Regions from separate parts of the Homo sapiens genome. Here region 1 is linked to region 2. Evidence: chromatin contacts called from ENCODE Hi-C or POLR2A ChIA-PET data. All regions are on one chromosome and are shown on one strand. The core of a region is the stretch at or near the end of the contact, and the rest is flanking DNA. Distances in the headings are between cores, read along the strand shown.

Evidence for each region. A loop is a pair of places that touch in the nucleus more often than their neighbours do. ChIA-PET counts read pairs that join two places held with the same protein, here RNA polymerase II (POLR2A). Pooled maps may share reads with other maps.
Region 1: a map with no recorded cell type shows a loop between it and region 2 (12-fold over the local background). The contact joins the promoter of PRR15 here to the promoter of TRIL in region 2. A Hi-C loop is called at or near these places in 8 of 37 single-sample maps with no recorded cell type and 10 of 50 pooled maps. POLR2A ChIA-PET finds 5 or more read pairs at or near these places in 2 of 52 experiments (HepG2 and WTC11).

The regions. Positions count from the first base shown.
Region 1 is chr7:29,562,553-29,565,252 of GRCh38, reverse strand. PRR15 (proline rich 15) reads right to left here and starts at 1,418. Exons shown (of 2, transcript NM_175887.3): 1 at 876-1,418. It overlaps PRR15-DT (PRR15 divergent transcript), which reads left to right and starts at 1,562. Exons shown (of 2, transcript NR_183550.1): 1 at 1,562-1,865.
Region 2 is chr7:28,957,080-28,959,800 of GRCh38, reverse strand. TRIL (TLR4 interactor with leucine rich repeats) reads left to right here and starts at 1,471. Exons shown (of 1, transcript NM_014817.4): 1 at 1,471-2,721. The coding sequence starts at 1,755.

The sequences.
Region 1 (2,700 bases), core at 169-2,668, 610 kb before region 2:
GGAGAAAGAACGCAACAAGGAACTCCGAAACAATGTGCTTCTTCCCCAAGCTTCTAAGACCCCCCCTCTGCAGAGCGAAAGGCCGCTTCTGAGCACTTAGGTGCGGGTACAGCAAGCGAGACTCCCAGCCCACTTTCTGTGCGGGGTCTCTTGGGCGCTGCCACCAGCAACGGCAGGATTCGCCTGCGCCGCGGCTCACTTCCAGGTTTCCGCTCGGCTCCTTCCCAGCCCACGCGCCGGGCGCTCCTGGGATTGGCGATCGCGCTGGAGAGGGAAACTTCGGCGGTGTTTGTTGTAGGAGGTTCTCCTCCCGGAACCGCCAGGGAGAGGAAGTCTGATCGCCTACGGGAGGCGGCGGGGCGGCCTCGGCTGCGCCCCGAAACCGCAACACCGGCTCCTCCCCAGGATGCCCTGAGGACACACTCGGGCAGCGACTTGAAAACAATACAAGAAAAAACGGCCAAAAGTTCTTTCGGTACAAAAGGCACCCACGCCCTCAGGCACAATTAGCAACTGCGTCTGCAAACATCCCATTCCCTCCTACTTTGCAGATCGGAAAAGCAACCCGTACCCCCAAGTCATTTACTAACAGTGGTGGTAAGGTGTCCTGATGCTGCTTCCTCTCCTCTAACCTACATTTTCTTCTTCACAATCATCAACTTTGTGAGCACGGAAGGGCTTTGTACGAATTGCGCAAGGAAAAGATGGCAAATTACTCAAAAGTACAGAAAACGGAGTCCTGGAGCGTCCGTGGTTTTCAGCCTCTCTTAGGGCTCCGGGAGGCGGGTACCTGGGAGGTACCAGGCAGCACCCCAGGGTGACCCCCGGGGCCAGGCTCTGTCTCGGCGGACGCCGAACCACCCCCAGTCGCTCACCTGCTCGGGCTTAACAGGACCCGGAGGCCTCGCGCGGTGAACGCGGCCGAGAGCACGAAGGGGGCGCGCTCGGGTCAACCTGGAAGCCGGGGCTCGAGTCCCTGGGCGCGGACTTGGAGAGATCAGGCTTCTGGAAAGTGTACAGGTCGGAATTCCCGCAGCCCAGCTAAATCAAGTGCTGCTGCTGGTCTCCTCTGGCACCTCCAATTGCTGCGCGCTGCGGCGGAAGCCCGGGGCTCGCAGCGCAGTCTGTTCTGGTCGGAGGGGGCGGCGGCGAGGGGCCGCCAGACTCGCTGCCCGGGTGGAAGGTCCAGGGCGGCTTTCCGGGCTAGTAGTGTTTCATTCGCCGGCGCGTCCCTCTTCCCTGCTAGCACCGCCCGGGAGCCGGCTGAGAGATGGGACCCTGGCTGTTCACTCCGGCGCATCGAACTTGCCTACGCGTCCGTAGGAACGCAAAAAAGACATCTGCCCACCTGCTGGTTATTTGCCAAGTGATTCGGGAAACCAGAACCCTGGGGCAGCTGGGGGAGAAAAGAAAATAACCCAGGAGGCGGTCACCGCTGCCACAGGTGCAGGTAGGAACTTCGCGTTCCCACCCTCCAGGGGAGGAGATTGGATCAGGCGCCAGCCTTGAGGTGTCTGATTGGAGAAAAGCTGTGCAGTGCCGCTCCCCCGACCGACTCCTTGAGAAGAAACGGCGGAGACCTGAGACCCGGAGGCTGAGGCTGTAGGTGGGCTCCGCTGGGTAAAAGTTGCCGCAGCAGCTGTCCCTTGGCCCCATCGCGATTTATTTTTCCCCCTTGCTTTCCGGGTCCCGGGATCCCAAGTTTGTAACTAACGGGAGCGAATCCACACCCGAGCAAAATGTTTGCGAGTTTCAGGCGCCCTTAGTTGAAAGGCTGTAATTAACAAGTCCGCTGTTTGCCAGCCAGGCGCCGTTGCAGGCGCTTTCTGTGGATTGTCATTTATTTCTCACAGCAACCCTAGGAGGTAGGTATTGTTATTATTATTATTCTCACTCGACAGGCGAGGAAACCCTAGCACGGGAAAATGGTTGCTCAGGTTTGCCTGTCTGGTACGTGGCAGAGCAGGGTTGGAACCCAGGGGGCCTGACTCTAGCTTCTACGGTCTTAACCACCACAACCTGCCAGTCTGAGACTCTTAACACGACTCAGTGAGGATGTGAATTTCCTTCTTTCAGGCCTGGAAGTCCATGGACAGCCACCCAACGAGGGCAGTGTAAATCCAGCCCTGAGCCACTGCAGGAAGTGAACCGGGGATTGCACTCCTGGTCACATAAGAGTACTTTTTTTTTTTTTTTTTTTTTGAGACGGAGTCTCGCTCAGTCGCCGAGGCTGGACTGCAGTGGCGCGATCTCGGCTCACGGCAAGCTCCGCCTCCCGGGTTCACGCCATTCTCCTGCCTCAGCCTCCCGAGTAGCTGGGACTACAGGCGCCCGCCACTGCGCCCGGCTAATTTTTTGTATTTTCAGTAGAGACGGGGTTCCCCGTGTTAGCCAGGATAGTCTCGATCTCCTGACCTCGTGATACGCCCGTCTCGGCCTCCCTCCCAAAGTGCTGGGATTACAGGCGTGAGCCACAGCGCCCGGCCAAGAGTACTTTTTATTCATTTGACATAAAGATATTGGCACAGGGCATTTTCACTAATGAAGGCAGAGGTGCAGCTTGCTTCATCTTCCAGGATGCTCTTGTTTCAAAAAACGATTTTGATGTTCCTTGAGCTCATATGCAAGCATAACTCCCCTGAAGGACTGGGTGTGGAGCAACTGAGCATCTCTGTTGTGAAAACTGTTTGCAGTATAAAA
Region 2 (2,721 bases), core at 222-2,721:
AACAGAGTGAGATCCCACCTCAAAAAAAATAATTTTTGTTTTTGTGGTGTTCTCTATTACTGCCTTATATTATTATCTAACCTTTCAATGCATTCATTGCCCTTCCCACTAGATTGTCATTGTCTTCAGGTGAGGATCTGTATCTTTCCTTTAATTTTCCACATTGTTGCAGAGTACGTCCTCAAAACTTACGTTTTCTCAACACCTTGGATAGGGGAAGGGCCCTTATTTTTTAGCAAGATGGTTTATATAAAGAAACAATAATTAATAATTAACAACTCCTCCTTGTGTATTCTCATTCTCAGCAGGGGCTGATCCCAAAGGAGCCGTTGATTAAATGCTCCATTCCCTAGAGATAATAAATAATAATGCTTCCCCAACTGAGCCAGGCCTGAACATTTTTGGGCCTAAAGACTTTGAAGATCACTGCAAGTCCAGGCGTAAAGCAGGAGGGCCCTGCAAGGAACGTTTACCTTAGGATCTGTGAAGGTTATTATGTATGTGCACACGAGCAGAGCCTACCCCAGGGGCTCTATTACTGTAGGAGAGTTAATGCGACTGAATCACCAAAATGTGGCAGAGACACTTTCATGTTGGCAGAACCAGTTCTGTGATTTCTTCATGTTCTAGCCCACAGCAGGATGGAGTAAATACTCCCTTCAGACACCTAAAAGGGGGTGGTGCCTCTCCTCAGCTACTAGTCCAACGACGTCAAAACCCAAGCAGCAACTGTCAGACTGGGTTCACCTACCCCCTTCTGATGGCCTTCTGCAGGCAACCTTGTGCTCCCCCAAACTTCCTGTAGAATGCTGGCGGACTCCGTGCTGCCCAAACTTCCCGCAGGGTGGCACCTGGAAGAGCAAGTGACTTAACAACGAGGAAGGCCAGGCGCGCTCCCACTGCTCAGAAGCGGCTGGTGTACTCGTCTAAAATAAAAAGGTCTCTGTCTGCAAATCCCGTTTGCTAGCCCGGTAATCCTCCCCCGCCCCCGGCCTAGCGTGTCCGGCCCGTACAGCTGTTTTTAATCCCTACTTTTCTCACTTGGCATCCCGGGCCCGGGCTGACCAGACGCGGAGCCACTTAGTGTTTCCTCCTCCCCCTGCCGGGGTCTGTCCTCCCTCTGCCGTCTCCTCTTTCTCCGCCTGCGTCCCCGCGGGCAGAGTGTGGGAAGAACGAATTTCCGCCCCGTTTGCTCTCCGCTCGCAGACTTGGGTCCCTTCCGGACGCAGCCCGCGTGCTCCCCGAGCTATTGCACTGGAGCCGCCCTCCCCGTCCGGGACCGCGAGCGAGAAGGTGCCGTCTGCGGGGGCCGAGCAGCCGGGGCTCTGCTGCCAAGCCGCGCCCCGCGAAGCTCTTGGAACGGCTCCCGCCTGCAGCTGGGGAATCCACTCGGCTGGGAGAATCCGCGCCAGGGAATCCAGCTCTCCGGACTCAGCTGCAAACAAAAAGCGCCGGGTCTTGCTCCCTCCTCCCGCCCGCCGACGCGCACCCGGAGAAACAGTTTTATACAGAAATGCAACAAGTAGTACCCGGGGTCTGCAGAGCGCCCCGCGCCGCCTGACTTGGCCGGGCGAAGCCCGCCTGCAGAGACCCGGGCCGGCCTCCGGACAAAGGACGGAGGAGGGGCTGGACGGCGCTGCGAAGTCCGAAAGAGGCCATTTAGCGACTCTGGCCAGGCTAAGGGGAATGCAGAGGAGACACAGAGCCGGCGGGCCAAGAGGACGATCCGGCCGCTGCACGCAGGGCGGGAGGCGATGGAGGCTGCCCGCGCCTTGCGCCTCCTGCTCGTGGTGTGCGGCTGCCTCGCGCTCCCGCCGCTGGCCGAGCCCGTGTGCCCGGAGCGCTGCGACTGCCAGCATCCCCAGCATCTCCTGTGCACCAACAGGGGGCTCCGCGTAGTGCCCAAGACCAGCTCGCTGCCGAGCCCCCACGACGTGCTCACCTACAGCCTCGGCGGCAACTTCATAACCAACATCACGGCCTTCGACTTCCACCGTCTGGGGCAGCTCAGACGGCTGGACCTGCAGTACAACCAGATCCGCTCTCTGCACCCCAAGACCTTCGAGAAGCTCTCGCGGCTGGAAGAGCTGTACCTGGGGAACAACCTCTTGCAGGCGCTCGCCCCGGGCACGCTGGCCCCGCTGCGCAAGCTGCGCATCCTCTACGCCAACGGGAACGAGATCAGCCGCCTAAGCCGCGGCTCCTTCGAGGGCCTGGAGAGTCTAGTCAAGCTGCGGCTGGACGGGAACGCCCTGGGGGCGCTGCCGGACGCGGTCTTCGCTCCCTTGGGCAACCTGCTCTACCTACATCTGGAGTCCAACCGGATCCGCTTTCTGGGCAAGAACGCCTTCGCCCAGCTAGGCAAGCTGCGCTTCCTCAACCTCTCTGCCAACGAGCTACAGCCCTCCCTGCGCCACGCGGCCACCTTCGCACCGCTGCGCTCCCTCTCCTCCCTCATCCTCTCGGCCAACAACCTGCAGCACCTCGGGCCGCGCATCTTCCAGCACCTGCCACGTCTCGGCCTGCTCTCGCTCAGGGGCAACCAGCTCACGCACCTCGCGCCTGAGGCCTTTTGGGGCTTGGAGGCCCTGCGCGAGCTGCGCCTGGAGGGTAATCGGCTGAGCCAGCTGCCAACTGCGCTGCTGGAGCCTCTGCACAGCCTGGAGGCGCTGGACCTGAGCGGCAATGAGCTGTCCGCCCTGCACCCGGCCACCTTCGGCC